Regions from separate parts of the Mus musculus genome. Here region 1 is linked to region 2. A link is a loop called in an ENCODE intact Hi-C map of the cell type or tissue named here. Cell type or tissue: heart. All regions are shown on one strand. Links, peaks and the distances in the headings refer to the core of each region. The heading gives the core; the rest is flanking DNA. Region 1 has its middle 30 kb from the start of Gm23014. Region 2 holds the start of Nagk (N-acetylglucosamine kinase).

Region 1 (16,328 bases), core at 6,509-11,508, 73 kb after region 2:
CTTCTTCTTCTTCTTCTTCTTCTTCTTCTTCTTCTTCTTCTTCTTCTTCTTCTTCTTCTTCTTCTTCTTCTTCTTCTTCTTTCTTTTGTCTTGAGATAGGGTTTCTCTGTGTAACCTTGGCTATTCTGGAACTGTTTCTGACTCCTGAGTGCTGGGATTAAAGGTGTGTGCTATTACCACCAGGCTAAAAGTATTTTCTTTACAAATCATGTCTACCAGATTCTTAGCCATAAGATAAGCTTAACTGTACCCTGTAACTACTTCACCTCTCTGATCTTCATTTGCATCCTAAACCCCATAGTAACTCTGCAAGGAACATTTTATCCCTTTAAATTAGTTATTGTTGTCCAAAAAATTATTGTTGTCCATCACCCCCTAAAAAACCTTAGTAGCTTGGATCCTTTTAACATATATTTTGTCCAGGTAGCTGGGGCTTGCTCTTCAGATCCCACGTTATTCTGTGAGGAGGCTTGGCATCTACCAGGTAAGAGCTCTCTAGCAGTTAATGAGTACATTACCTTCTTCTGTGGTACACTTAACTTTTTTTCTGTCCAGGGACTTGCAGAAAATACAGTTAAAAAGAACTGGGCAGAGTCAGTAACACTGTGACCCTTTAGATAAAGGAGAGGAGTCTGTGCTAATATTCCCACTTAGGGCTGGCCAGAAAGTATAGGCCCGCCATACACAGCTACCATCAGAAAGAATCCACGAAGAAAAGAATGGGCTTACCACCACTTCTGAAAACACAGATTTTAAGCCTTCCATTGACAGAATCGCTGCACTGTAGGAGACTCCCAGAGAACAGCGGCCTATCAGTGGGCTCACCCTTTGTTGTTTCCCTAACACGCCGCCAGCTATGAGCATAAGAGCCAGCTGATCAGTCACCACAGCTTGGCTACCTGGAGACGTAACATAGTCTTGTGAAACCTTTTAGACCGACTTCAATTTTTCAGGTTCTTTAGGTCAGTAAAGAAACTTACGAGAAATTATTTGTGAATGCCCAGGTCTCCAGAAAATTCTGAGTCTACAAAAGTATTTAGACACACCTACAAGACGCTATGAGGTGGCTGGCTGTTAAAACAGAATTGAAGAGTCGCTATTTGAAGATTGTTTAGTCTTTATAAAAGGTGAGAGTCAAAAGTGGAGTTTTAAGCCTTTCAGAAGTATGATGTAGTGAGGTTGTACTTAATTTATATATATTTTTTGTAATCAAAGAGGAATTTTGTTTTTCTGAGACTTTCAATTACATGTCCAGGACATTATGATTAATAAAATTTGGCAAGTAAATTGTTGATGTCAAGCAGCATTTATGACAGTTGAGTAAGTCTCCTTCAGCCATAGAAATGTGCTAACCTCTCCAGGACATTCATTCCTACATTCTTTGCTGACAGTACACAAGTTATCATATAGCCTACGTGGGAGCGTGTGCCCTGTGGCTATTTTCAGTTCACCCTCTGGCTTGCTTTCTAACCTTGGGAAAATCACCTCTAGGCCCTGTGCCACCAACCTGCCGTCCCTCTGTAAATCAAGACTGGTTAGTGACCTTCCTCTGGCCGAGTCAGTGGAGTCGGGAGATTAAGAACTTGAAGCCGCTCCCTAACCGTGCCACCTGCACATTTATTCTTTTGAACTTTTCTCACAGACGTGCCTTATTGAGCAGTTGATACTTTCGCTCTGATAGCAATTCTGCAGAGGACACAATGTAGTGAGGTTGTTAAAAGTGACCATCCCAAGCTGGGCGTGGTGGCGCATGCCTTTAATCCCAGCACTCAGGAGGCAGAGGCAGGCGGATTTCTATGTTCCAGGCCAGCCTTGTCTACAAAGTGAGTTCCAGGACAGCCAGGGCTATACAGAGAAACCCTGTCTTGAAAAACCAAAAAAAAAAAAAAAAAAAAAAAAAAAGTGACCATCCTACCTAAACCTCTTTTTTTTTGTTTGTTTGGTTTATTTATTTATTTATTTATTTATTTATTTATTTATTTTACTCACTTTGTAGACCAGGCTGGACTCGAACTCAGAAATCCACCTGCCTCTGCTTCCCAAGTGCTGATATTAAAGGCATGCACCACCACGCCTCCATTTCTCTTTTTCATTAGTGTGCACTTGACCTCATTACTTACACTGAATTTTGTGTTTCGTGGGTTTATTCCTGTGTTGCTAGCCAACAGATGATGAGCAATATTGTCAAAATAAGTAGGATACTAAAGCCATATATTTAAGACTGACAAACCTGAAATACATCTATTTCCTGCTATTTTCTTATCTTAATGCAATGCAAGTTTCAGCTACAGATTTCATCTTGCTGTCTAACTGAACTCATTCAAAATATCCAACCTGAGTATCCACATCCTTCCCCATGATTAGCAGTGCTTATTTTTAAGGTTTATTTATGAGTATGTATATGTGTCTGTTTTAATATATGCTACATGTATATGGGTGCTTGAAAAGGCCAGAAATCATCAGATCTCCTGGAACTGGAGTTAGAGATGGTTGTGAGCTGCTGGGTGTGGGTATACTTTGAAAGGCTGAGCCATCTCTCCAGCCCCCAATTACTAGTAATTTATGGTAGTCTTCTCTTTTTATTAGGGGAGGCCTGGGCCTTATGCAATCCAGTTATCCCTAAACTCATTCAGCCAAGAGTGACCCTGAACTTCTGATCTTACTCCAAATAATAGTCTTACAAGGGTGCTCCGGCCCCCACCTCATTCTTCCATCCTTTCTACCTGTGGTGCTTGGCCCAGGGACTGGCTAGTGCCTTAGGTGTGGCCTTGTTAGAGGAAGTGTATCATTGTGAGTGTGGACTTTAAGACCCTTATCTTAGGGGCTGGAGAGATGGTTCAGTGGTTAAGAGCACTGATTGCTCTTCCAGAGGTCCTGAGTTCAATTCCCAGCAACCACATGGTGGCTCACAACCATCTGTAATGAAATCTGATGCCCTTTTCTGATGCGTCTGAAGACAGCTACAGTGTACTTATGTATAATAATAAATCTTTGGGTCGGAGCAAGCAGGGACTGAGTGAGTGGAGATAACTGGAGCGAGCGGGGTTGACCAGAGCAAGCAGAAGTTCTAAATTCAATTCCCAATCACCATATGAAGGCTCACAACCATCTGTACAGCTACAGTGTACTCATATACATAAAATAAATAAATTTCAAAAAGACAGAGTCACCATGGTCATGGTGTCTGCTAAGATACTACCTGAGCCTGTTTCACATGAGGTGTCTCCTTATTGTTCCAATGGCTTCAAGTCCAGTTTCTTTTCCGTTTTCTTAAAAAAAAATCCTATTCACACAAAGCTCCCCTGCAATTTTAATGTTAAGGGAGGTAACTTTAAATTGATATACTAGTCTTGCCTCTTTTTAAAAAGTCAGTCTCCCCATTCTATCACCAACGATTTCCCATTAGCCCTTCACTCAGTGCATGTCCCGTGATCACTTCACTCAATCAGGCTCCAGTCCCCTTGTTCCTCATCCTATCTCTTTTATCTAAAACCAAAGATAAATCCTTGCTAGGACTTCCCATACCCATACAGATATAGTCTCCTTTTATACCCCAAATGGCTTGTCATTTTCCCAAAGACAGTTTTTGCCCATAATAGAAATACTGGTATTTATTATGTTACTAAAATTCCCCCCCCCCGTTATATACAAGTGTCCACTCATTTACATTTCCAAACTAATTTATATATGTTTATTATTTGATGTATGCTCCTTCATTAATGAATGTACTCCATGGTGGCTACTTTAATACATATCTTCCCAGTTATTAAATATGCAAGTGGTTTCCACCTTTAGCTTGTTTTGTGTCACAAATGCTGTTGCTGTAAGCAGTGTCTGAAAGCAGGCTTTTTCCCCTGGGTTATTTTGAGTGGGTGTATTCCCAATATAGAACAGAGAAAAGTGAGTAATTTCACCGTCTTGTTCCTTGCTACAGCATTCTTTAAAAAATGGTTATTCTGCTAAATCATTTTATCAGCATACATTTATCCATTTCTCCTAGCTTCATCAGTGGTCTCTTTTATAATTTTCAGTTAGCATTGCATTCAACTTTTTGGTGCAGACCTTGGCTCTTGTCCCGAGGATCTGAGCATCTGAGCAGTGTGTTTGTTTTCACACCCTCACTGAGATACACCTCACCTATAGATAGTCCTTTCACTGAAGTACTTGATTACACTTTAGTATATTTTGAGTTGTTCAATTAATACCACAGTCAATCATAGAACAATTAATTCATCATTTCCCCTTTTAAAAAAAACCCATATTTACTCTTAATCCTTCCCAATTCTCTTCCTTTTTAGTCTTAAACAACCACTAATTTTTCTGTTTCTATAATTGGGTCTATTTCGACAAGTCCTTTTTTTTGGCAGAGGGTGGGGGGTTGGTTTTTCGAGACAGGGTTTCTCTGTGTAGCCCTGACTCTCCTGGAACTCACTCTGTAGGCCAGGCTGGCATCGAACTCAGAAATCCACCTGCCTCCGCCTCCCAAGTGCTGGGATTAAAGGTGTGCACCACCACTGCCCGGTTCGACATGTTTTATAAATGGAAGTCTGCAACATGTGCTTTTTGATCAAGTGACTTAACTTAGCACAATGTTCTCGAGGGTCATCCCTGTTGTACTTCAGCCCTTGCAATTATTGAATAATATTACGCCATGTAGATGCACTAGTTGATGGGTATGTGAACCATCATCACTTTTTGTCCATCATAAATAATACTGCTTCACTCCTCAGTTTTTGCAGGACATGCGCTGCACGTGTTGGGTATATATGTAAGAGTGCAAGGGCTGACTCACCTGGTAACTCTTTACTGTGCTGGTAGTGACTATACTGTCGTCCAAAGTAGGTCTCCCATCTTTACTATCAGTGTATAACAGTGGGTTTTAGTTCCACTTTCTTCACATACCTGCTGTGTTATCTGACTATAACTATCAAAACAAAATACCACAGACTGAGTTGCTTAAAGGCCAGAACCTTTATTTTCTCACAGGTCTAGAGGGTAGAAATTCAAGATGGTTATCAATAGATGATGCCTTCCGGCGGTGGTATTTAGTTTAGTTTTTTTGTTTTAGTAACTGTCTCTCTATATATAACTGGCATGGCCTCAAACTCGTGACAATCTTTCTGCCTCAGCCTCTCTAGAGATAGTTTTACAGGCTTGCATCTCCATGCTGAGCCTCTCATCTTTGCACAAATACCTTTCTCTTCCTCCTCTCAGAAGGACAATTGTCATATTGGTTGGGACTCTACCTTTATCATGACTTTTAACCTTAATTACCTCTCTTAAATTGGGTGATTAAAGTTTCAGTATCTAAGTATTAGAGGGCACAATTCAGTCCATAATACTTGACACCTGTTGCAATATTTTCTAAATTAAATACACTATATGAGATTGCTATCTTTTTAATTATATATTATATATATTTAAAATTATATACATTGTACTGTGGGTGATATGGTTTTGATTTGCATTTGTTCGATGTCTACTGTTTTAATTTCTTTCTTTATTTCTCTTTCTTTCTTCCTTCCTTCCTTCCTTCCTTCCTTCCTTTCTTTCTTTCTTTCTTTCTTTCTTTCTTTCTTTCTTTCTTCCTTCCTTCCTTCCTTTTGTCACCACAGCAAAAAACAAACAAAAAAAGAAACTGACAGACAATTCAAAAAGGACAGGTTTGTTTTGGTTTGTGGTTCCAGAAGCTTCAGTGGATGGTTGCTGGACTCCATATGCTTTGGCAGCAGGCCACGGCAGCCGTAGAGTCTCCCTCTCAGGGCTGGAAGCAGATAAGAGGCAGGAAGGAAAGACACCTTTCCAAAAGGTCATCAGGAACCCAGTGCCTCTGACTCGTACTTCTTCCATAGCTGCTTCACTTCCTGACTATTCAGACACTGAATCTGTCAGTGTTTTAAGTCTATTAATGAAGGCAGAGCCCTCATGAGTTAGTCACTTGCCCAGTGTCCCACTTCTGAAACACTGCTTCAATACCTGAGGACCTGTAGGGTACATTTCATATCTAAACCATTAGCAGCTATTAATATGAAGCATGTTTTTACATGCTTATTTGCATCTATATATCTTCTCTAGAGAATAAGTTATGATTTATTTTTGACATGTCATATATTATAGATAATATGCATTATTGATTAGGGGATTAACCTTAGGAGACTTTTTCTAAAACTTGGGATTAATGATAGACTTTTTAAAAATATGTTTTAATTCATTCTTTGAGAATTTAATACATGTATAGAATGTATTTTGATCATACTCACTTCAAATCCCTCCCAACCCCACCCACATCTATACACCATCTTTCTTTTTCTTTCTTTCTTTCTTTCTTTCTTTCTTTCTTTCTTTCTTTCTTTCTTTCTTTCCTTTCTTTCCTCTCTCTCTCTCTCTCTCTCTCTCTCTCTCTCTTTCTTTTTTTTTTTTTTTTTGAGACAGGGTTTCCTTCCCTGTATAGTCCTGGCTGTCCTGGAACTCACTTTGTAGACCAGGCTGTCCTGGAACACAGAAATCCTCCTGCCTCTGCCTCCCGAGTGCTGGAATTAAAGGTGTGCACCACCACGCCTGGCTTACACCATCCTTCTACCCTGTCCCAGCTTTGTGTCCTATTTTTTAATAACCAAGGCAGAGTTTCTAAGAAAGAGTAAAAACAAAACCAAAAAACCTTTTAAAACATTTTAAAATAGTTTAGTGTAACTACATGAAAACAAATACAGTCATTTCCCAAAATGTAGTCAAATTAATTAAGCCAAAAGTTATGGTGGATAAAAGAGAAATAATTTATTCACAATAGACTCATTTTTATACACACTCTCCATCAATACATATATAATCTTCAATTTTCAAAAGGTCAATAGATAGTGTATTACAGAAAGAGATGATGTATTGTGGGCTGGGGTAATAGATCAGAGTAAAATGCTTGCCATGCCAACAGAAGGACATGGATCAAAAGGACCTGAATTTGATCCAGAGCACCCATTTAAAAAGCTGGACATGGGGGCTGGAGAGATGGCTCAGCAGTTAAGAGTACTGACTGCTCTTCTGAAGGTCCTGAGTTCAAATCCCAACAACCACATGGTGGTTCACAACCATCCATAATGAGATCTGACACCCTCTTCTGGTGTGTCTAAAGACAGCTACAGTGTACTTACATTTAATAAATAAATAAATCTTTAAAAAAAAAAAAAAAAGCTGGACATGGTGGCCCAGACTCGTTTCATGGTGTTGGGGAGGCAGAGACTGGAGGCTCTCTGGGGCTTGCTGGCCAGCCAGTCTAGCTTAATCAGCAAGCCCCGGGTCTGGTGAGAGAGTGTACCCTCCTTCCAAATCAAAAATTAAATTAGGAAAACAAAAACAAAAGCATAAGGACTAGTGAGAAGCCTTGTTTAACATGGAAAGTGAAAACTGACCCCAGCAAAGTTGATCTCTGCACGAATGCCGTGGTACCTGTGCACACATGGATGCGTGTGTGCAAATACACAAAAGCAAATACAATTTAAAAATTAAATGATGTGATGGAACACCCCTAGTAAATTGGCATTTATATGTTTGTGTGTCAGATTTCTGTTTCTTCCACAAAAGACCGGTTTAAAAAAAAATCAAAGTAGGAAAGGTTTACTTATTTTTTTAAAAAAGATTTATTTATTTTATTTATATGAGTACACTGTAGCTGTCTTCACACACACACCAGAAGAGTGAATCAGATCCCATTACAGATAGTTGTGAGCCACCCTGTGTTGTTGGGAATTGAACTCAGGACCTCTGGTAGAGGGGTCAGTGCTCTTAACTGCTGAACCATCTCTTCAGCCCGGGAAAGCTCTGTTCTGACTCATGATTTCAACTTTCTGACCATGTCCACTTGCTCTGGTGGCCTTTGCGTCTGTGGGGAGACAGGCTGCTATGGCTGAAGCAGTTCACCTCATTGCAACTCTAAAGCAAAGGCAGAAAGGAGCCTGCATACCTTCGGAGGATGAGGCACTAATGACTTCCATCTCCAAGTGTGCACTATTTGGGAAAGTTTCTAACACGACTAGCTGTATGTAACACAGAGCTTTAGAGAGACATTTATGATCTTAAACCATACCGAACTAAAAGAGAAAAATAAGCAAAGATATCAAGACTTGGTATATTACATAAAGACGTGATTGTGGGCACATACATGCAAGCAAACACACATATAAAAACAAAGAAATCGGCTGAAGAGACGAGAGATGAAGAAGCTGAGGCTTCGCTGAGCTTTGAGTGACCAGGAGACCCGCTGGCCAGACTCCGCCCCCAGATTCCCGCGCTCGTCTCCTATTGGCTGGCTTGTTGGTGGGCGGAACCCTGCACGGAGCTCAACGCCTGGGGACCCGGCAGAAGCGAATTGAGGTGAGGGAGGAGCTCAGAGCTGTGCAGGTCGGCGATGCCCGGGGCTGGCGTTCCCGCAGCGGCATCGAGCCCCAAGTCCGGGGCCTCCGGGTCGTCGCAGGTGTCGGACTCCCTGAGGCGGTGAGCGCTTCCCTTGTCCGCGGTGCCCCTGGTCGCCTGCTCTGGGGCTTCAGGGGGCGGGCCTCCAGGTCCCCCGTGACTGTCAGTCACTCCCTGGCTGCTGCGCTCGTTGAGCTCTGGGCGAGTGGGAGGTGGCTGGGTGTCAGTTAAAGGCGCGGGACGCTTGGGCTTGGGCCCTTGGCGACACCAGCCCCTATGTTGCACAGGCTCTTGGCCGCAGAGGCGGCCACAGTCCCTGACCACTCTGGACCGGCTTAGCGCGAAGCCCTTGGTTCTGCGAAGGAGCACACACGACAGAGACCCCTGAGAGGACAGGTGGAGGGGTAGCCGCGCAGCGTCGGTGCAGCGAAATGGCTGAGATGAGCGCTGCTCTGAAAAGCTTGCTCTTTTTCAAAAATGACACTTGCATAACTTGCTGTGGCTCATCCTAAAATAGTTTTTGATGTCAAGACTGTAGACGTTCGAATGCAAGACCGACACAGTCCCCTATCAAAGAGTAACTTTCGGGCTGTCTTATTTGATTAGTAAGAGGCTTCTGTCATCAGAAGTTGGGGGAGGGGCTGCTGTGGTCGCTCAGGGCGCTTACCTAGCGTGCAAAGCTCCCTGAGTTTCATCCTCAGCTCTTCAAAACAAAAAACAAAAGCAAAAACCAAACAAACAAAAAACCCGCCATACATACTGAAGAATGGGAAAAACCAAAAGAGCCTTGCTATATTTGTTCTTCCTTTTGTGTGATTTCATCTTAGAGGTTTGGATTCTGAAAGTGCTTAATAGCGCACCCCCACCCCCTCCTTAGCAGAGGGAAAGTGGGCGGTACCTGGCAGTTGGAGTGGTCAACCCACAACTGAGCATAGGAGGCAGCAGCCCAGCTAATCAGGGCAGCGACTGGCGTGTCCCACGAGTCACAAGGGACACTGTTTGCATGCAGGCACTGGGGGCACTAAGTGGAAGCGTTAGCCCCACGCGTTCACCCTTCTGGCTGGAATCTCCTTTGGTTTTCTGGAGGGAGCTGCCCGGAATCTCCAACTGGCTTGCAATACCCTTCTGCTTACTCTGTGTGTGTGTGTGTGTGTGTGTGTGTGTGTGTGTGTGTGTGTGTGTGTGTTCTTGAGAATGGAGAGAATGACAGGCATTGTGGAGAAACGCTTTGGTGTTATGTCATCCTTCTTGGTGCCAGCTTTTTGAGTCACATTCTTGTGACATTGTTTTAGTCTGCCTTGCCCTTTCTCAAAAGGAGTGGTGGCACTAGGTGGTTTTTATTGTTGTTTTTTTGTTTGGTTTGGTTAGTTGTGTGTGTGTATGTGTGCTGCAACTTAATCAGAAGTCTTCAAAGAATGACAGTATTGGGCTGGGCAGTGGTGGCGCATGCCTGTAATCCCAGCATTTGGGAGGCAGAGGCAGGTGGATTTCTGAGTTCGAGGCCAGCCTGGTCTACAGAGTAAATTCCAGGACAGCCAGGGCTACACAGAGAAACCCTGTCTCAAAAAACCAAAAAAAAGAAGAAGAAGAAAAGAAAAAAGAAAAAAAGAATGACAGTATTACATGCTTTTAAAATGAGTGAATGTATCAGAGATTGTTCTTACTGGGGTCGGGGGGCTAGAATGTACAAACACTAATTTTATTCGGTAAGTAGGAACCGTAAGTACTTTGAATGCACTTTGTCAAACCCAGCATTGCTCCAGGGAACTTGCTTGGACTTTGGTGTGCTTTAAATGAGAATGGCTTCCCTAGCCCCATGTGTTTGCATGCTTAGTCCCAAATTGGTGAACTGTTTAGGAAGGATTAGGAGGTGTGGTCTTCTTGGAGGGGCTGTGGTCTTGCTGGAAGAGGTGCGTCACTGGGAGTGAGCTTTAAGGTTTCAAAAGTGCACACAAGGCCCAGCCTCTTTATCTCTGCCTGCTGTTTGCCAATCAGAATGTAAAGCTCTCAGCTGCTGCTCCAGCACCATGCCTGTTTGCTTCCCACCCTGACAGTGGCCTAACTATAAAACTGTTAGCAAGCCCACAATGCTCTCTTTAAGTTGTCTTGGTCATGGTGTCTCTTCACAGCAATAGAACAATAACTAAGACACCCTCTAATTTATATTTTCTGTTAATTTTGCTTTGCCATAGGCTTAAAGATTATGTCTTGCTGTTCGTACTTGTCAAGATTATTTTAGTGTCTTTCAATTTAAATTTAAGTATATTTTTAAAAGGGAGGTTATAAAATGTAGTGTTCCTTAATGTTGTTCTGGGAATGGAAAAGCTTAATAATGCTTTATGGCAAGAGAATAATTTAAAGAACATAAGACTGGAGAGATGGCTCAGAAATTCAGAGTACTTGTTGCTTTGGGGAAAAACTTGGCTTTGGTGCCTGGCATCTACATTGTGGCTCACAACCATTCATAACTTCAATCTCTGGGACCCGATGCTCTCTTTTGGCCTCTGCACTTACCAGACAGGCACATGTTGCACATATACACACTCAGGCAAAACATTCATACATATAAAATAAATAAATTTAAATAGATTAAAAAAATTTTTTTTAGTCTGGTATGGAGGTACAACATACCTTTAATCCCAGCATGTGGGAGACAGAGACAGGAAGAGCTCTGAGTTCAAGACCGGTCTGGTCTACAGAGCTAGTTCCAGGACAGCCAGAGATACTGTCTCAAAAAAAAAAAAAAAAATGAAACCAAAATGTCAAATGCTTTTTAGGCAGTGGTGGTGCATGCCTTTAATCCCAGCATTCAGGAAGCAGATGCAGGCAAAGCTCTGTAAATTCAAGGATACTCTGGTCATTTATTCATATATATATTTACATACACACACACACACACACACACACACACACACACATATATATATATACATACACACACGTGTGTGTGTATGGTGTTATAATAATAATTGTTCAATCTCTAACACCCACATGGACAGCCCAAAACTGTCTGTAACTCCAGTTCCAATGCATCTGATATCCTCACACCAATGTACATAGTGTTTATATATATATATAAGTTGACTATTTTTTAAATATGCACTATGTATGATTTGTAGAATGGTAGAATATGCAGTATCTCATCCAAAATAACATTAAATGTCAGGATAATCATTTGAGTGCAACATTTGCACTTTTGTTTACTAAATAGTAATTTTGAGCTCATATTTTTGGTAATGTATCATTAAAGAAATATTGCAAAAATACAAAACAAAAAAACCCAAAAAGTGCCTAGTTGTTCTAGTTTCCTTACTCTTCTTATGATAAATACTCTGACCAAAAATAACTCGGGAGGAGAGGGTTTGTTTGGCTTACTCTTCCAGGTCGTAGTCTCTCACTGAAGGAAGTCAGAGCAGGAGCTCGAGGCAAGAACCATGAGGAACCATGAGTGCTGTCAAAGCCTCATGCATAGTTAGCCTTTACCCAGAATGCAGACCGCCTGCCTGGGGATGATACCACCCTCAGTTAGCTGGGTTCTCTCACGTCAATCAGGATAATCCTCCAGAGACATGTCCACTGACCAGTCTGATCTAGACAGTTTCTCAGTTGAGGCTCTCTTGTCAGAAGACTGTAAAGCTGTGTCAAGGTGAGAAAGAAGGCTAACTAGGGCACTAATGCATTCGCCTCTCCATTTTGAAGGATCATCATCACTATTATTACAGTTGCTTCAGCTTGCTTTCACCCACAGCTACATGCTCAGCTTTCAATTTTGGAATGCTAATAGTATGGGATATGCCATTTTCGGTGTGAGTGGGTGGAGAGCCCCCACAGGTTGTATTCAGGTTTTAGATTTTCTCCACTGAAGTGTTAGTACCACCGGAGGGTCAGGGCTTGGTGAAATGGGAAGCTTATTAGCTTGCCTGTTACTATGCAGGTAAATATGGTTAGCTTTAAAGCCAAATGAGACTGCTTCTCTTAGTTACCTTGCCATTGTTCTCTGAGTTCCTCCTCTAATGGTTTAATGACATCAAATAGACCAGACAATGCAGGGCTCTGTCAGTCTCATTTTTTAAAAGTCTGCTTCTTCATGTCTCTCATCTTTACATTCTCATCTGCTCTTTCAAGACAAATATCTTTAAAGAGGCAGGAAAATAGATTTGCACACTAGAGCATCAGGAAGGAAACCATCAGAGCCCCGGGACATAAAACCTGGAATCATAATGGAATTGTGAATGAAAGGACTAGAAAATAAAGTTGCCAGGGTTTGAGGCACAGCATAATTCTCCGTCTTTCTTTTTTATGATTTAGTGGGTTTTGTTTTATGTGTATGAGTGTTTTATCTGCATTTATATAAATGCACCTTATGTGTGCAGTGTCCGTACTAGCCAGAAAGGGTGTCAGATCTCCTGGAACTGGAGTTACAGAACACTGTGAGCTGCCAATTGATGCGGGTAGCGCTGTTCTTCTTCTGTAGGGACAGCGAATGTTCTTTATTGTATTTTATGTACGTTTGTGTGAGGATGTTGGATCTCGTGGAACAAGAGTTACAGAGAGTTGTGAGCTGCCATGTGGGTGCTGAGAATTGAACCCTGGGTACTCTAGAAGAGCAGTCAGTGCTCTTAACCGCTGAGCCATCTCTCCAACCCCATAAATATTTTTAACTACTCTCCAGCCCGAGTTCTGGGCTGTTTCTGTCATCTTTCATGGTCTAATTCCTTTGCTGCTTGCTCTGGCTCAAAGATTTATTAATTATTATACATAAGTACACTCTAGCTGACTTCTGAAACACCAGAAGAGGGCATCAGATCTCATTACCAGTGGTTGTGAGCCACCATGTGGTTTCTGGGATTTGAACTCAGGACCTTTGGAAGAGCAGTCTGCACTCTTACCCGCTGAACCATCTCACCAACCCAACATTCCATTTTCTTAGAGGAGAAGCTTCCAGTTTGCTTCCAGTTCTCTGAGTTCAGGATAAAATATTGGGAGTAAGTCCACTGAAGGGAATATGGTAGGAGTCCCTATGACTATCTTGGCGTTCAGACTCATAAGAGGACTTGTGGGACTCTAATACACTCCTGTTCTTAGCTAGGATGTTTAACAGTAAAAGGATGAGGAGAAAATGTGGCAAAAGAAAAAGGTTCATAGGATGAACCCTTCAAAAAAAATTTTTTTAAAGGCACAGCTGGGTGGTGGCAGGGGGTAGCACTCAGAAGCAGAGGCAGGCGGATTTCTGAGTTCGAGGCCAGCCTGGTCTACAGAGTGAGTTCCAGGACAGCCAGGGCTACACAGAGAAACCCTGTCTCTGTGTAGAAAAAAGAAAAAAGAAAAAAAAAAAAGAAAGAAAGAAAAGAAAAGAAAAGAAAACAGAAAAAAGAAAAAGAAAGAAGAAAATGGTTCCCAGAGTGAAAATCATGGCTTTAACTTTATTCTTAAAATGGTAGGATTTAAGAACAAATTCCAAAGCAGGCTCCCTGATTGTACATGTCATAAAAATGAACCAGCATTCTCAATAACACTGTGTGAGTGCATTCTGTATTATACATTTCATGTAACCCTACAAGTGAAGGTACCAACAGTAAATCCGTTATCACTGAAGCATGTCACAGTTACTTCTCTGTTACTGTGATAACATAACATGACAAAAGTACCTGAAGGTTGAGAGAGCTTCTGGCTTATAATTCCAGGGGGATACAGCCCCTCATGGCAGGAAGGCATTGGTGGGACCATGGCAGCAGGAACAGAAAGCCAGCTATATCGTATGCACACTCAGGAAGCAGAAAAATAGCAGGAAGTAGGATCAAACTATAAAACCTCAGATCCTCTCCTCTGTAATGTACTTTCTCCAGCAAGCCTCTGCCTTCTAAAGGTTTTGTAATCTTCCCAAACAGTACCAACAACTGGTGACCCAGTGTTCAAACATACAAACCCATATGGGACATTTCTTACTCAAGCCCACAATAGAGCATCAGGATTCTACAGATATTTTTTGAAACTGTCTCATAATTAAAAAAAAAAATAATAATAACCTGGCAAAACTTTTATCTTTGTTTGAAAAAGTATCTGTGTTAACAGTTCTTTTCTCATATAAAACTTGAGTTAAAAAAATGAAGTGTGTGTGTGTGTGTGTGTGTGTGTGTGTGTGTGGGGGCATGCACAACAACTGAGGTTTCTCTCCTTCACTTTGTTTGAGGCAGGATCTCTCTTCTACTGTTGTACTGTGTTCCTCAAGCTATCTAGACTTCAGGCTCTGGCTTCTTCTGTTGCTGACTCCCACTTTCCTCTAAGAATGCTGGCACTCTAGATGCATTGCATACTGGGATCAAATTCAGGTAGTTGGGCCTAAGTAGCAATTGCTTTCACCCACTGAGCCAGTAGTTACTTGGCAGAAACTCTATTAAAAAAACAAATCTTGCTGGGCGTGTAATCCCAGCACTCTTTAATCCCAGCACTCTGGAGGCAGAGTCAGGCGGATTTCTGAGTTCGAGGCCAGCCTGGTCTACAAAGTGAGTTCCAGGACAGCCAGGACTATACAGAGAAACCCTGTCTCGAAAAACAAAACAAAACAAAACAAAACAAAACAAAACAAAACAAAACAAAACCAAACCCAAATCTTAGTTCATATAGTGCTGCATTCAGTATTATACACTGCATGTAACTCTACAGGAGGTCATATTGACATCTTGGCACAAGGGAAATTATATTAAGTTTTAGGTTTTAGGTCAAGGATATTAGGAGCTATGAGAAAAATGGAGTAAGTATTCCTGATTTCTGTTTTGGTTTTTTTGAGAAGGATCTTACGGTGTACTCCTGGCTGGCCTGAAATTCACAGCCCAGGCTATATATTATATTATATTATACCTTTTATAATAGGCGACCCTCTTGCCACAGACTCCACAGTGCTGGGATTATAGGAATGAGCCTGGCTTTTAATTTTTTTTCAATTCCAGATTTAGGAACTCTGGTAATAAATGCTTGGTTCTCTGACATGCCTGAACCATCGGTCATGATCTCAGACCTTTGGGTTTTCTTTTTTTTTGGGGTGCAGCGAACTTTATTGATGGTATTCAAGAGAGTAGGGAGGGCTCCCTAGGCCCCTCCTGTTATTATGGGGGTCTGGGATGGAAATTGTGAGGGAGATGCTCAGTGTTGGGGGCCGAGTTGGAATAGGGCCTCTCTCTTGCTCAGTGTCCTTGCTGGGGTGGGTGGTCCAGGGTTTCTTACTCCTTGGAGGCCATGTAGGCCATGAGGTCCACCACCCTGTTGCTGTAGCCGTATTCATTGTCATACCAGGAAATGAGCTTGACAAAGTTGTCATTGAGAGCAATGCCAGCCCCGGCATCGAAGGTGGAAGAGTGGGAGTTGCTGTTGAAGTCGCAGGAGACAACCTGGTCCTCAGTGTAGCCCAAGATGCCCTTCAGTGGGCCCTCAGATGCCTGCTTCACCACCTTCTTGATGTCATCATACTTGGCAGGTTTCTCCAGGCGGCACGTCAGATCCACGACGGACACATTGGGGGTAGGAACACGGAAGGCCATGCCAGTGAGCTTCCCGTTCAGCTCTGGGATGACCTTGCCCACAGCCTTGGCAGCACCAGTGGATGCAGGGATGATGTTCTGGGCAGCCCCACGACCATCACGCCACAGCTTTCCAGAGGGGCCATCCACAGTCTTCTGGGTGGCAGTGATGGCATGGACTGTGGTCATGAGCCCTTCCACAATGCCAAAGTTGTCATGGATGACCTTGGCCAGGGGGGCTAAGCAGTTGGTGGTGCAGGATGCATTGCTGACAATCTTGAGTGAGTTGTCATATTTCTCGTGGTTCACACCCATCACAAACATGGGGGCATCGGCAGAAGGGGCGGAGATGATGACCCTTTTGGCTCCACCCTTCAAGTGGGCCCCGGCCTTCTCCATGGTGGTGAAGAC
Region 2 (15,734 bases), core at 10,735-15,734:
GGGGTATCTGAAGACAGCTACGGTGTACTTACATAGAATAAATAAATAAATAAATAAATAAATAAATCTTTAAAAAAAAACTTTTAAAGAAAAAAAACCCTTGAGAAACAAAGGTGAAATTGTAAGTCCTCAGATCCTTAGATAAAGGGGGGGGGGAACAAGAGGAAATCAGGCACATTTTAGGGACTAGAGGTCAGGACAATGGACAGGAGAAGGTATCACATAAGGAGATGGTACCCTAGTGGTGGTCCTCTTGGGAGTTTTGCCTGCTGCCTAAAACTGTTAGCTGGTTTCTCTTGCTCTACCTTCTGGCCTGTAACTGACTTTAGGATATTGTACATTTTTCTATTAGCAACACAGAGAGGTGGGGAGGGAGGGAGGAAGAAAGAGAGGAAGAAGAAAAGGAAGAGGAAGAGGGAGAGGCACACCATTGGTGGGTGTAGCCTGGCTGGCTGGCGCAGGCATAGAGCACTCCTCTTGAGGAAGCCTCCTCAGTCAGGCTGGCAGAGTTGTTCCCCTTCATTCTCCTTTATTCAAGCAGCTCCAGACATTGCCCTGACAGGAAGGAACTCAAGGCAAGAAGAAAAGGGTTGGACCCTTTCTCATGAGGAGAAAGAAGAGGGGGTGTTGAGCGGAATGGAGGATGGGGACCCTGCTCGTCTGCCTTCTAGTGCTGCCCAGAGTCACAGGACAGACTGCAGACAACGTGAGGCCTGTGAGGACATCCTGCCCTGTCCTAAGTACGTGGGCCAGTATCGACCCACTGGGGCTGTGCAGAAAAGCTCCATGCTGTGGATCCCGCATGTTCCAGGACTGCTTGGTGTTCTCGACCCCTCCTGACCAGCACACATCACCCTCTTACAATGATGGTATTCTCGTAAACCCATTCTACAGCAAAAGAAGCTGAAGCACAGAGAAAGTGGGTATGGTGACCCACCGCAGTCTCCTAGGAAACCAGACTCTCAGTGCTAAAACTATGAAAGTCATCAGCAAACTGGACAAGGTGGCTACCCTAGCCCCTAGTCTTCCTCCCACTGTCCTCATCTTCTTCTTTCTTTTTTTATTTTTATGTTGTTTCTTTGACATGCTCTTGTACCCCAGGCTGGCCTCAAATTCACTATATAACTGTTTGTGGTGAATTCCTGATCCTCCAGCTTCCTGTATGCTGGGATCACAGGAGTGTACCACCAGGCACAGTTATATTCTTTTTTTTTCTTAAAAATGTTTTTTTTTAAGGATTTATTTATTTATAGCTGGCAAGATGGCTTAGCGGGTAAGAGCACTGACTGCTCTTCCAAAGGTCCTGAGTTCAAATCCCAGCAACCACATGGTGGCTCACAACCACCCGTAATGAGATCTGATGCCCTCTTCTGGTGCACCTGAAGTCATCTACTTATGTATAATAAATCTTTGGGCCAGAACAAGCTGGGACTGTGACCAGAATGACTGGGCCAACGAGAGTGAGCAGAGGTCCTAAAAAATTCAATTCCCAACAACCACACGAAGGCTCACAACCATCTGGACAGCTACAGTATACTCACATACATAAAATAAATAAGTAATTAAAAAGAGAATTTATTTATGCTATACTCCTAAGTATTTTGTCTTCATGTATATGTGTGCACCACATGAGTGCCTGTGGAGGTCAGAAGAGAGCATTGGATTACATGGAAATGGAGTTACAGACAGCTGTAAGCTACCAAGCAGGTACTGCGAACTGAACCCAGGTCATCTGAAAGAACAGCAAGTGCTTTTAACAACTGAATCTCTCCAGAACCTCTCCTCTTCTTCTTTCTCCCCTCCTCCTCCCTCTCCTCCTCTCCCTCCTCTTCTTCTTCCTCCTCCTTCTCTTCCTCTTTCCCTCTTCTTCCTCCCCTCCTCCTCCTCCTCCTCCCCCTCTTCCTCTTCTCCTCCTCATCTCCCTCCCCTGGCTGGCCTCTAACTCACTTTGTAGGTAGATCAAGCTGGCTTTGAACTCACAGAGATCCTCCTGCCTATGACTCCTGGGTGCTGGGATGAGAAGTGTGTGTCACCATGCCTGGTCCAGTCACATTAATAACCACTGAAATAAATACAGTAATACAGTGTCTTGGAATGCCCTCTCTTCAAATACTACACACACACACACACACACACACACACACACACACACACACACACACACACTTCTTTCTGGCATCGTCTTCCACATGTACACATACCACCATCTCTCTGCAACTCCTCAAAGGAAACACACTCCTCCCTCAGCACAGAACGTCCTGCCCACACATCATTCAGCCAGGTGCACACGTGTGTGATGCGAGGGATCAGAATCAGGCAGTCATGGAAAAGGGAGCAAGCGTGTTGCTGGGGTGTTGGGCCTGAATACCCTCCTTCCTTCCTTTCTAAGAAAGCATCTCTTATTGGCTTCAGCAGTGTGTCCTCCATTAAAGCAACATGCAAGGCCAAGCCAGGTAGTGTACACCTGTAACCACAGCATTTGAGCACAGAGATCAGAGTGCCATTACAAGTGTGGAGCCTTGATTCGGCTACATAGGTTCAAGTGTCAGGGACACACAGAAAGACCTTGTTTCTGTGATGTGTGCTGGCATATATGCATGTATACAGGTGTGTGTGCACATTGTGCATGTGAATCGAGAGGCCAAAGGTCAACAATGGTATGGCTCCTTGGTTTTTTTTTTTTGTTTGTTTGTTTTGTTTTGTTTTGCTTTTAGATTGTTATTGGTTTGGTTTGGTTTGGTTTGGTTTGGTTTGGTTTTGATACAGGGTCTCTCACAGATGCGAGGCTCATTGGTTCCTGACAGTGAGTCCCAGGAACTCACCTGTCTTTGTCTCTCAAGCACTAATACTACAAGCACAAACCGCCATGCTTGGCTTTTTTATGTGGGTTCTAGGGTCAAGTTCAAGTTCCCATGCTTGCAAAGCCATTTGTTTTACTGACTGAGCCATCTCCACGGCCTCCATATTATTTTTCATTTTATCTATTTATTTTTTAAAGATTCTATTTGTTTTTATTTTATGTGTATGAGTGTTTGCCTGAATATATGTCCATATACCATAAGTCTGCAGTGCCCAAAAAAGCCAAAAGAAGATGTTAGGTATCCTGGAACCAGAGTTACAGACCAACCTGAGCCACTGTGTAGATACTGGGAACCAATCACAGGTTTCCTGAAGATCAGCCAGTGCTCTTAACCACTGAGCCATCTCTCCAGCCCCTCTCCATTTAAAAATAATAAAAATAAAACACAATGCACATAAATGGCTCTTTCATTACTGGCCTCAGCCTAGTCATTAGCATATGGAAATCTGATTGCAGAGCACCTGGGTTGGCAGAAGGAAGCAAGATGCTCATCAAAGCCAAAGCACACAGTTAGGATGTCCCACATGCAGTCGCCCTTATCTCAGTTAGGGTTACTGTTGCTTAGGTATAAAAAGCATGACCAAAAGCAAGTTGGAGAGGAAAGGGTTTATTTGGCTTACACTTCCACATTGTAGTTCATCATCGAAATAAATCAGGACAGGAACTGGAACAGGGCAGAAACCTAGAGCCAGGAGCTGATGCCAAGGGCGTGGAAGGGTGCTGTTTACTGGCTTGTTCCTCCTGGCTTGCTCAGCTTGCTTTGATGTAGAACCCAGGACCACCAGCCACTGTGGGCTGGGCCTTTCCACATCTATGACTAATTACGAAAATGCCTTACAGCCAGAACTTATGGAGGCATTTTCTCAACTGAAGCTTCCTCCTTTCAAGTTACTGTAGCTTGTGTCTAGTTGGCATAAAACTAGCCATCACACCTAGCTTGTCTCATCACACCTAGATTGTCTCGATGCTCTCTTCCCATCTGCCAGGTCTGTGGTAACCATCTTATCAATGTGGAGACTATCTGTGCTGAGAAGACATTAATGAAAAGGCTGGTTATGGGAAAGGTTGCTTGTGGCTGTGATCTGGGCACTCAGATTATAGTTCTCAGGCCTTCCTGTTCCAGCAGGCTCCCACACTCAAATTCTGCGGGAAGGATGAAGTTTTTGTCTGTCCTACAACCACCTTAGGATGAACTCCAGGGTTCGTCTCTGCTGGCAGGGAGGGGAGGGGAACGTGGGTCCACATGATCCAGATTTGCTGACTCCTGGCCCTCCCAGATGTGTCCACGAGTGGACGTTCAGGTCCTCATTTCCACAGTTCCCACGAGGCACCTGGAAGGAGCTGTTGCCTTAGAAACAAGGGCACAGAGTGCTCGGGAGACTGGAGTCCCCAACCTTTCTGTGTCTGCTCCTCACTGCACCTTCGCTGAGCCTGTATGTGGCCATCCCACATCACTGCATCACTTCATCACTCCAGCCTCTCTCCAGCAAAGATATCACCACCCTCGTCTGAGTGGAGTCCACGGATCCTGGCCACACCTCCAGCCAAGCTGGCAACGCTTTTTCTCCTGGCTTCCGGTTTGCACCACAATCCACCGTCCTCACTGCATCCTCTTGGCCACTTGTTCTGAAGCAACTTTGCTTGGAGGCAACTTTCCAAGAGTTTCTATGCGGGAAGCCCATGTCTGCTCACCCAGACCCCACATTAGGCTGGAGGGAGACACTCAGAAGTCTGTACTGTGGATGCAAAAACACAGCTCTCACCTCAAAGGTGGGAAAAACAGATTTTATTCTGAGTCAAATATGAGTGACTACAGCTCAGGAGCACAGGTTCAGAATCCCCTTAAACACCACAGTCGCATGTGGAGACAGTTTTGTGAAGTTTTTATGATAATAAAGAACTGAAAAACTATAAAATCGCAGGATGGCAGGTCACAAATAAGCAGCCAAGTCTCTGTTAAGGACAAATGCTGTCTGATGACCTTCTTAGACTTTGGGTTTGTGGAAGCTAAGGGTGTGTTTTTGGGTTCTAGGAAAGACTATACCTGATAGTCGCAGGCTGCCAGGTCATACACAGAGGGGCCCAGTATATGACCACTAAGGAGGTTATAGATGGCCCAAGATAATTTGGCTCCAGATCTGCAACATTCTGACTCTCCACACCTGTGGACATTCTACTCACTCAACCAGCCTTACAGACTCTTGGACACAAATGTTTCTTTGTTTTGATTTTCTCTTTGTCACACCCCACCACCCCCAGGAAATTCAGTTTACACTGCACTAGAAGGTGTTACTATGTTCTTCTCACCTCTCTCAGCACCAACCTCCTTGCACCTCAGGGTGGGAGGCCAACGGGAGAGAAACAGGGACTGGACTGTGTGTGTGTGTGTGTGTGTGTGTGTGTGTGTGTGCACTCGCTGACCTACATCACAGAATAGCATCTTGGGAGACTGCTTGTGTCTACTTGTGGTGGCCATCTGTGGCCCAGGTGAAGGTGGAACCTGCAGTTTACTCTTTGAGAGCCTCTGGGTCAGCTGGGGAAGGGGGTGTTAACCGGTTACAGAGGCTGATAGCCAAATGACAAACCTGGAGACACTCAGACATTTGTTTAGTCTCCCAGAAGAGCCCTACAGTGGACAGTGCAAAGGGACATGGGACATTCTCATATTCACAGGCTAGCATGATGGCTCCAGTTTGGCCTAAATCAAACATAAATGTTTGGGCCCACCCATAGATGCAGGACACAGACACACAGCTGTGGGCCTCCCACCTAACATCCGCAGGACATCCAAGCTATCCCTCTTGTTGCAGCAATACCCTCTGAGCTGAAACATTCTACCCTGGAGGAATGTTCCTAACACTGGAGATCCTCTAACAGGAAGGTCTTAAAACTCTGGAGCTAAGCAACCTGTGAGTCTCAGGAAGTCCCTGAAACTGATCAGACGCACAGGCCTCTTCCTCTGCAAGGTTGTATCAAGCAGTAAGGCTTCTGGAGACTCCCCTAACCTGTAGAGCTGCCTGCAAGGCATGCAGAGTTCTAAGGCTCCATTTTGTGAGTTGTCAGCCATACTGGGATCAGTCACTTATCTACCTTCAGTTGACCGTATTCCTGAATTAACCTTTCACCCATACATCTATGACCCCACTAAGCCCATTGGTTCAAGGTTGAACTTTGGTGGTACCAGCACTTGGGTCAGTTGTTGCTTTCTGTCTGGGGTAAGTGGGTTCTGATCACATCTCCCCAGGAACAATGTCACACACTTCTTCAGTTGAAGGGAGGAGAGCTCCATTGGTTTGGCATAGTGACAAGTTTTCCACAACAATGCCCCTTCACTTTCCTTAAGGCCACCTGGATAGGCCAACCTAGCTCTCTCCCTTGGGCTCTTTGTCTGGGACTATGGGTCTTGGGAGATGGAGTTCAAGGTTAAAAGCCAGCTTTCCAGGACATGCTGATGCTCAGAGCCCTTGAGTACAGGAGGTGGTGGGGATTAAAAGTCTGGGCTGGGAGAGCCTGCCCTGTGTTCCTACTGCATCTCAGTCCCCATGGGCAACCTTGCCTCTGGCCACAAGGAGGCCGCTTCAAGATTAGCCATCAGGTGGGGTTCCAAGGTCATACCAGGTTTTGAGGGCTCTGATTCCTTCCCCTGGGCACCCATTGATACCAAGTGCACTCAGGTGGGGTTGTACAGCTGAGGATAACCACCATAGACAGTGTCAGGTGCTGTAAGCCCTGCGTGCCCAGCTGCGTGGCTGGGCTAAGGGAAAGGGCCAGAACTGGACCTCAAATCGGGTCTGGGAAAATAGGCTCACACTGAAGGCTGCGCTCCTGTCACTCCAGCTCCAGTTTGCATCCTTTCCCTCCCATCCAGCTCCTCTCACTCGGTCCCTGGTCATTGCCCTGCCTGCCACTCTCCTCCTTCAAACCAGCTGGCCGCCACCTCACTTCCACTCACCTCTCCCTCGGAAAGGCCCACCCTGAGAACAGCAGCTGAGGAGCGAGCGGCACCTGCCTCCAGATCTACCTTTTCACAGTAGAGAGTACACAGTAGATGCCTAATCATTTCCCACCTATCCTTCTGGACCTTCAGCCCCACAAGGACGGCTTCATCCTAGGCTTCCTGGTGTACACAGCAGGCACACACAGGATGTGCTAACTGGACACACAAAGGCATGGCCAGGCCACAGTCATGCAAACCTTCAGTGACAAGCATGTGCACAAACACACATCCAGCATCATGCTAGCACATGCATTTGTGAGTGGAGGCATGCTTGCCCCCCACCTCCAGTAGAGCCCAGTGGGAGTGTTATCACCCATGGCCCTCCATCTAGGCAGCTGGGCTCCACTCAGCCTCCTGGTGCTAACTCGGCCTGACACTCTAGCTGCACATGGGGGCCTCCTGTGGAAACTGTGGCAAGCCTGCCACCATGGTGGTGACTGCTAATTGGCTCTGTGTTGGGCCCTGGGTCACAGCTCGGTCAGCCGTGCCTGATACTTTCTTCCCACTTGTCTCAGGAAAGGCATTGCTGTCCCTTCTGCTCAGGCCTCAGCCAGTCACTGAACCGCACATGCCTGGCCGCGTTGGACAGACTAGGCAACCCACCCACCCCTGCCCCCGCCACACACACTCCATCTTGAGAGGCAGAAGAGAAAACTCAGCACACAGTACTGGCTTTGGATAGGCACTGCCACCACACTGGGAAGGGTCCAAGCCTGGGCACCAGAGCATAAGCTAACCCAGGGTCTGGAAAACCACTAGTAGGGGATGAGTCTCCTGAGTCCTGGTTTCTCTTCAGTGTTTCTCTATTGAGCACATCCCACCCAGGGAGAGGGATGGGAGGGCAGGGGCCTGGACTATCAGAAGAGGTAATGTAAGCCAATCCCTGTTTGGACTCAGTAGCCAGGTCTCTAAAGCTGACGCTATCATGTCTGCTGAGCCCTGTGCCCAGGGACTTCCAGTGGACTGACTTCAGAATAGAAAGAGCTGTGTCCCTTTCCCTCCCATCCCTGAGATCTCAGACCTCCTGGGAAAGGGAAGTGGCTTTTCCTCACTCAGGGCTGGGATCCTCTGCGGATGGTGATGACTTTCTTCCCAGATGGTTTTCAGGTGTACAAGACCTGGGCCACAGGAGGTATTGAGGCCTGAGACACTCACTGTACAGGGGTCTCCCCACTCCCACTTCTCAAACCTCAAGAGCCCAGTGTGTGCCCTTGCAGAATCTTCAGAGCCCAGTCTTTTTTGGTTTTCCTTTTTTATGTTTTGTTTCGTCGGGGTGTCTTTATGGTTGTTTTTATTTGTTTGCACTGGGGCAAAATCTCGTTTTGTAGTCCTGGCTGACCTGGAACTCATGGAGATCTACATGACTTTGCCTCTTTAGTGTTGGGACTAAACGCCTGACTTCTTCATGGGGTTTTGAAACCAGGTCTCACTATGTAGCCCAGGTTAGCCTCGAACTCTCCATACTTCTGCATTTGTACCTGGAAGGCTGGGATTATAGACATATACAACCAAGGCCACCAGAGTCCAAATCTTTTAAGGGTCTGAATCTCTTTTCTTATTTGGGATTAGAATAAATAGCACCCACTCCCCAAGACTGCCTTAAATCCCACCTCCTCCAGGAAGCCTTCTATGTTGCCCTTGCCCATTTTACAGCCCATGCTGTTCTTGCCATATCTGCTTTCACATGAGCCTGCAGTCAGGGCAGATGTGGGCTACAGCATGCCTCTCCTGCCTTTCTTTCCCTAGCGTCCTAGCCAGACATATGGGTGAGTAGATCTTAACATATACAAACAACAACAGTAAACTACACTGGGCCAAAGACAACCCCAGGGACTTCCCTTTATATTTGATGGGAAAGTATACAAGAGGCAGTCCAAGGCTGGGGGTGTAGCTCAGTTGGTAGAGTGCTTCTCCTTGAATGCATGAATCCCTGGGCTCCTAGCCCCACTTGAACAAGGTATAGTGGCAGACATTGTAATGCCAGCATTTGGGGATACAGGAGGGTTAGGAGTTAATCATTCTCAGCTACAATGCAGCAAGTTGGAGATCAGCCTGGAATATATGAGACCCTGTCCTCAAAATAAAAATAAAACACAAGAGCAGGTAACGTATCTCTGGGTCTGGTCTGGCTCATGCTCTGGGTCACTGTGAAGCCAGAACAAGCTGTGGCAGGAAACAGGATCTAGAGGAAGAAGTGGGAGGGTGCTATCCTCGTATCCCCTGTGCAGGCCCACCTTTGTCCATTTTCCTTAGGCTATTCTTTCCTTAGGCCTTGGGTCTCCAACAATCATCTTCTTGTCCAGAATAGCTCCCCAGCAGCTGATGGTTCAGTCGAAACCAAACAGAAAGAAAGAAACAAACAGAAAGGTCCTCGTGGGGCCTCAGTGCGAGGCATCTGGGTAGCTGAGAAGTTCATTGCCTTTGGTTCTTTTTTTATACCAGTGATGCATTGTGATCAGCTGCTCTATATGCCAGCCCCACCCCAGGGGGCACTGTACTCTTTTTTTTTTTTTTTTTTTTTTTTTTTTTTTTTTTTTTTTTTTTGGTTTTTCAAGACAGGGTTTCTCTGTATAGCCTTGGCTGTCCTGGAACTCACTTTGTAGACCAGGCTGGCCTCAAACTCAGAAATTTACCGGCCTCTGCCTCCCAAGTGCTGGGATTAAAGGCGTGCACCATCATGCCCGGCTTGGCACTGTACTCTTGAACTCTGAGCCAAAGTAGGCCTGTTCTTCCTTATGTGTTCCAGTCTGTCCTCCAAGAACCAACCCTTCCTTCCTTTATTTTCTAGCTAGCAGGTAGAAGCCTACTTACTGCCAGGGCTTCCCACCTCGTTGACTATGGTAATGGAAGGGTTGTGCTCTCTCCTATACCCCAAGTAGCAGAGGAACAGCATGAGCCCAGCCTGGAACTCTTCCTGTGGCTCCTGTTCTCTGTTCTACCTCCTAATTTCCTTGCTTCTCTTTTGCCTTTGTGTGTCCCCTTGCTTCAAGCTCCTCCCTCCCGTTTGTCCTGCTCTATGGAACCTACCAGACTTTTCTAAAGTACAGAGCTGTGACCGCACTTATACTGGAAACCTCCACAGTGAGATGCTAGTGAGACCTCCAGGGCATGGCTCTGCTTCCTCCATTCACAGTTTTGCCTTTTATCCCCCCACCCCACCCCGTCTCAGATCCTTTATCAGTCTGAAAACTATCTTTATCGTGGAACTTGCTCACTTCCTCTTTTAGCATTTACCATGCCTCTTGTTATGGCACTATCTTCCAGTCTCTTGGCACCTCCAAACCTACTGCAGTGTCCAGAAGTGAGGTCAGCACTGCATAACAACAGATGTGACCACACCCCATCAGCTAGATCAATTTAATCTGCTAAGGAAGGACCTTGGGGCAGGAGTCCCCTGCTCCCTTGCTGTGAGTGAATTTGGCATTCCAAGTATTTTCCACTGTCCCTCTTCCCACTCTCCTTCATCCTGCCTCTTCTGCAGTGAAGGCCTCCCTGGGGGTCACAGGGACATGGGAGAGAAGCCAACAGCTGTGGTTTGCAGATCCTTTCAGAACATTACTAATCTTGTTGAGATATTGCAAGCTGAGGGCAGAAGGGCATTAGACCTTTACAGAGCCACTTAAGGGCAAGCAAACACCTTCCACCACAGCACCTTTATTGCCCCAGCCTTGTAACCACAAACATCTGTAACAAGCATCTAGCGTTTGTGCGAGCTAAGGCTAATTGCTTGGACTTCACAGTTCAATTTTTCTTCTTGTAATACGTCTAGAATCTCTTGTAATTTCTCAGTTTTTAGCATGATAAACAAAGGTACCGAAAGAAGCATTAAAGAATTGTGAGCATGGACTGAGGGTGTAGCTTTTGTGGTACAACACTTGTCTAGCATATGCAAAGCTCTAGGTTCAAAGCCCAGTACCACCAACAAAACAAAACCACAAAGGAATTATGTGCAATGGGGATCGTTCTTATCAGTCTTTTAGTCTATGCACTAGTTTAAGTTAATAGAGCTAGTGTATGTTTCATTAAAATGGGCAACACAGCGACTTTGAAACAATGTAGTCAGGGAGATTGGAAGACCCAGAGCAGCTACTGTCACATAACGTAAATCACAAAGATGAGTCACATGTGTGACTTACATTTTTCATACTTAAAAGCTAAAAAGACTGGCAAAACCAATTTGAATGATATGAAAAATTAACTTACTATATCCCAAATGTTTTATGAATTCTAATATGGAATTCATATAAAAGTTAATATTTATTCTATGTTTTTATTACTAAGCCTATGCATTTCTATTATTATTATTATTATTATTATTATAGTGACAGAAACAAAAATATACCTAAAAGTGAAGCTTCTGGAAAACCCATGTGTTCTTCCTTGTCTTGTATGGCTCCTCAGACGTGATCTTGGGTTCCTGCCTGGCCTTGCATTTTAAAGATGGATCTCTAAACATATCCTTGTTGACAACAGTTTTGTCCAAGGGGCTATTGACTGAGTACCTCGTGGGCATGAAGTGGTTGTAGTTATAAACTTTTACAAAGAACTTGATCTTGGATGTCTTGGCAATTTTCTTCTTGCCCATGGAAGCTGTCACTTTTAGGGGAAAGCAGTCAATTCCAGCCACCAGGGCGTGGCTGTAAGGGTGGTCTGAGGTGCCATCATCAATGTTGATGACAGCTTTGTGTCCAGAGTAGCATCTAGCCAGGACCAGCACACTTTCCTGGGTTTCATGAACTTGCTCATTTCGACATTGAGTACCCAGCAGAAAGGAAAAAGGGACACTAGCCTGTGCATTTTTAAAGTGCATAAGAGTACATGTGGATATAAATACAATTAGCTACTGGGTTGGGGATGTAGTTCAGTTGGTAGATAGGTTGTCTACAGTATACAAAACCCTGGGATCAGTTACCAGTATTACATAAGTCAGGCATGGTGGTGATTACCTGTAATTCTAGCACTTGGGAAGTTGAGGCAGAAGGATATGAAGTTCAAAATTCTTCTTGTCTACATAGGGAGGTTGAGATGAGCCTGGGCCACATGACCTCTATCTGATCGGATCTTTAGGAGTTCGAAATCTTTTTTATGTTTAATTTTAAATGATATGTGCACGTATTAGTGGAGAGTGCCCAAGGAGGCCAGAAAACAGAGTTGAATCCCCTGGGGCTGCAGTGACAGGGTTTGTGAGCCCTGATGTAGGTCCTGGGAACACACCTCCAGTCCTTTGCAAGAGCAGCAGGTGCTATTACCCTCTGAGCCATGTCTTGGCCCTGAGGTTTCTCATCTTCATTGTGAAGGGGAGAACTGGCAGCGATTACAGTAATTCTCACCCAAATTCAGAAGTCAATCTTGTCTTTAAACCAAACTTTCTCTCTGTATTCCTTTCTAAACAAGTAATGCAAAGCCAGGAGGGCAGTGTGGTCCTTTCATCCGAGCATTTAGGGGGTGGAGACAGAAAGACTGGGATTCAAGGACAGCCTCAGACACCTCAGGAGTGTAGGGCCAGTCCTGGTGACTTGCAATCTCATTACAAAAAGATTCAAACAACAGAACAAAAGCACATCAGCGCTGTCACAAATGGATCCCAAGACTCATTACACCAGTGCTAAAGGGAACTTTTCCATCAGAATTCACCCACAACATCACACTCTTGCCAAAACTTCCATTCAATCAGAATCCTATGGAATTATCTTTGATTCTAAAGATGTTGTTGGAGGAAGCATTTTCCAGCTCTGAAGTACTGTGAATGGTAATGTCTCACTTCCCTCTAGTTTCTCTATCAGGCAATAATGTTATTTCTATTCTTGAATTATTTGGTGCTTTACTGAGTCACATAGGTAAGAAAGGAGGTAAAGAATTCATTCACTCTGGAACCTTAGAAAGCAAGCCTACACCAAAACATCCTAGCACTTGGGAGGTGGGGCAGGAGAATCAGGAGTTTAAGGTCATCCTCAGCCAGAGTCTGAGGTGAGTTTGGGATATATGAGGCTCTGTGTGCCCACCTTCCCAACTGTTTACATCAAAACACAACCGGACCCAATTATCTGACAGGGAAAGAGGATCCCAGTTCAAGATTTCTCCACAGGAGGCAGGCTCAGAGGTCCGAGGTTGGACAGAGACATGCTAGCCCCAAGGAGACTCCATCTGAAGTCTCAAAGAAATGTCAAGAGCAGCAGACAGTCCTCCTGGCTATTGAAGCTGCCTCTTAAGTAGGGCTGGAACAACCTGGAGCCTGAGGAAACACGCAGGAGTCACTCTTCTACAGGACCTAACGGTATCTTCCTCTCTTCCTCCAGTTCCACTGCACAGTTTAGAGTTGAGCAGGTGGTGGCCAGAAGGTGAAATATGGTCTGTGAGTGCCAGTTTTTAGCATGCTGAGCCAGCATTGCATTCCATGCCAGTCTGGGTTATACAGACGAGATACAGTCCAGAAAGAACAGAGTTGGACTCAGATCACTTGTAGAGCGCTAGCCTGACACACATGAAACCCTGGGCTCTATCCTCACCGCCGCACAAACCTCAGCTGACAGCAGCCTGGGGCCTCACTGAGACCTGCTCAGCGTACTCAGCACAAGGTAGAGTGTGCGCTCATGAGCCAGGGTGGGGTGGTCTGGACGTTGGCTCCCGCCCTGGTCCTCAGACACATCCGCCAGACTCTGAGCTTGCCTCCAAAAGCGTCTGCGCGTGCGCACCCCACAGTTAGCGCGCGTCTGCCAGCTACTTCCGGCTGGCCCTTGGCAGCCCTCACACACCCTCCCAGGAGCCTCAGCTGGGGTGCCGCCTCCTCGCGAAGCAGTCACTTGAACGGCGGGCTAGAAAAAACCGGAGGGGAAAGCTGCGGGAGGCGACAGCAGGGGCGAGAGAGGACGTAGCATCCACACCCTACGCAAGCGCGTCGTAGTCACATGACAAGGGGCGGTGCCCGTGTGGGCGGGAGCGAAGTCACGGCTAGGGTCGAGGTTGCTACGGCGGACCAGCGGTGGCAACGGTAGTATGGCCGCGCTTTATGGTGGCGTGGAAGGGTGAGCGCTGGATCGGCCGAAGGCTGTCCGTCCGGGAGCGGCGGGTCAGGGGGCGGCGGCCCACACCATGCCCGGTGCCTTTGTGCTCCACGGTGCGACCACGCCCCTCCCGGCCATCACCTTTCTGCCACAGGGCTCTTGTGTCAACCTGGAGAGTTGTGCAGAGCTGGGGGGTCAGGTGGGAAGTTGCCGGTCGCGGGTGGACGTGGGAAAGAGGCAGAAGCTGAGACTGAGATTCATGCACAAGGGAACCCGGGAGTTAAGCAGCTGTCACCAGAGCACTGTCTTATCTTGGTGCTCCGGACCCTCCACTGCTGTCGGCCCCGAACGCCCTTGGTTCCTATATTCTCCTGCTTAGAAGCTGGTCTGCTTGACTTTGGGAAGTAGCTCTACTAAGCATGGCTTTGGGTGAGACGTAAGGCAAGGACAAGAGTGAGCAAGATGGTGGTTTATCCGGTCCCCTGCGCGTGACAAGCATTTTGTGGAACTGGGTGTGTCAAATCAGGACCTGATAGGAAGATTTGGTATCCTAGCTGCTTGCTGCTGATTTACCCGGAAGTCTCTTCCCGTGAATTGCGAAAGCGGATGACCCCTGGCTTTATTTATGATACCTTACAAGGAAAAACCCTCAGCACAGCGTAGGAGTTTGCACTTAGCCTTGTTATATTCATATGGAAGGTAGAACTTATTTTTCCCAGTTTGTCAAGAAATTAATTTGGATTTTTAATCTACTGTCTCATGCATTAATATCCCTTCGGATGTACTCTTGATGTACTACTCTTTGAGTTGGATCGAGTCTTTATTGTCTATTACAAGAAGTATTGGTCAGAGCCGGGCGGTGGTGGCGCACGCCTTTAATCCCAGCACTTGGGAGGCAGAGGCAGGCAGATTTCTGAGTTCGAGGACAGCCTGGTCTACACAGTGAGTTCCAGGACAGCCAGGGCTACACAGAAAAACCCTGTCTTGAAAAACAAAAAAACAAAACAAAACAAAACAACAACAACAAAAAGTATTGGTCAGTAGGACATCCTCCTACACGTATCACCCTTCTTCTAAAGTACCACTTACCCCAGGGATTTAACTCAGGAGGGCTTAGTTGCTGAAGGCAGTATGAGTTTCTCCCTGACTGGTGATAGTTTCTCACAGGTGTCTTGAAGACCCTGGTGTCAGAAGATAGGTCCTCAAAGTAACCCTTAGCTGTTGTGAGAGGTCTGCTTATTCCGTCCGACGTATTTACCATAAGTCGTTTGGGCCATGCTCACGATAGGTTAGGAGGATAGGTCATCACTCTGGAGCCAGTGGAGCTCATGAGAAGCTAAACAATGGAATACACTCTTGATTCAGAGCGGTCTTTGCTAGCTAGAGCTTATTAATGTAAGGAGAAGCCCTGCATGAGACAGACTGTGAGTGGGACCTTGCAGAGGAAGTAGGACCTACCAGGCAAAAGGAGCAAAGCCTCCTTTTTCTTTCCAGAGTGTAGCAGGCACTAAACAGGTAGCTTTTGGAGTAGAGGTTGGGTTTGCTGAAGCTGTCTTTGCCCTAGACTTTTGTAAGAGACTACTATGCAAGCATGGCTCTCCGCGTGGAATTCAATCAGGACTGAGTGCCCTCTTGTGTTTTGTAGGGGAGGCACACGGTCCAAAGTCCTTTTACTTTCTGAGGATGGGCAGATCCTGGCAGAAGCAGATGGACTGAGCACAAACCACTGGGTAAAAAAAAAAAAAAAAAAAAAAAAAAAAGAAGAAGAAAGCAAGCCATCCTGAGGGGACCAGAGAACTTGGCCTTCATGTACTGTTCAACTCCGATAGAGGTGGTGTCTGGGTCTCTTAGTAGCTGATAGGGGCAGCACAGATCC

What was found. A loop is a pair of places that touch in the nucleus more often than their neighbours do. Peaks named below come from ENCODE experiments on the same cell type or tissue, not always from the same donor. Only the 100,000 strongest peaks of a DNase experiment are listed, where the experiment ranks them.
Region 1: it touches region 2 in a loop (2.2-fold over the local background); 2 of 42 quality-filtered maps call a loop at or near these places.

What each region holds. Positions count from the first base shown.
Region 1 is chr6:83,858,759-83,875,086 of GRCm38, forward strand. It overlaps a transcript of Zfp638 not described here and the pseudogene Gm5138. Among named protein-coding and RNA genes, the nearest start is that of Gm23014, 30 kb to the left of the region's middle. In heart, for the core only: a CTCF peak has its summit at 9,372; DNase peaks (open chromatin) are centred at 8,323 and 9,403; H3K4me3 peaks cover 2,031 bases; H3K27ac peaks cover 1,640 bases.
Region 2 is chr6:83,781,404-83,797,137 of GRCm38, forward strand. Nagk (N-acetylglucosamine kinase) reads left to right here and starts at 13,654. Exons shown (of 10, transcript NM_019542.2): 1 at 13,654-13,879; 2 at 15,504-15,588. The coding sequence starts at 13,851. Gm52907 (predicted gene, 52907) reads left to right here. Exons shown (of 2, transcript NR_168047.1): 2 at 3,847-4,771. It also overlaps the pseudogene Gm7443 and the pseudogene LOC665004. In heart, for the core only: no CTCF peak of the experiment used is centred there; DNase peaks (open chromatin) are centred at 13,628 and 14,338; H3K4me3 peaks cover 2,066 bases; H3K27ac peaks cover 1,924 bases.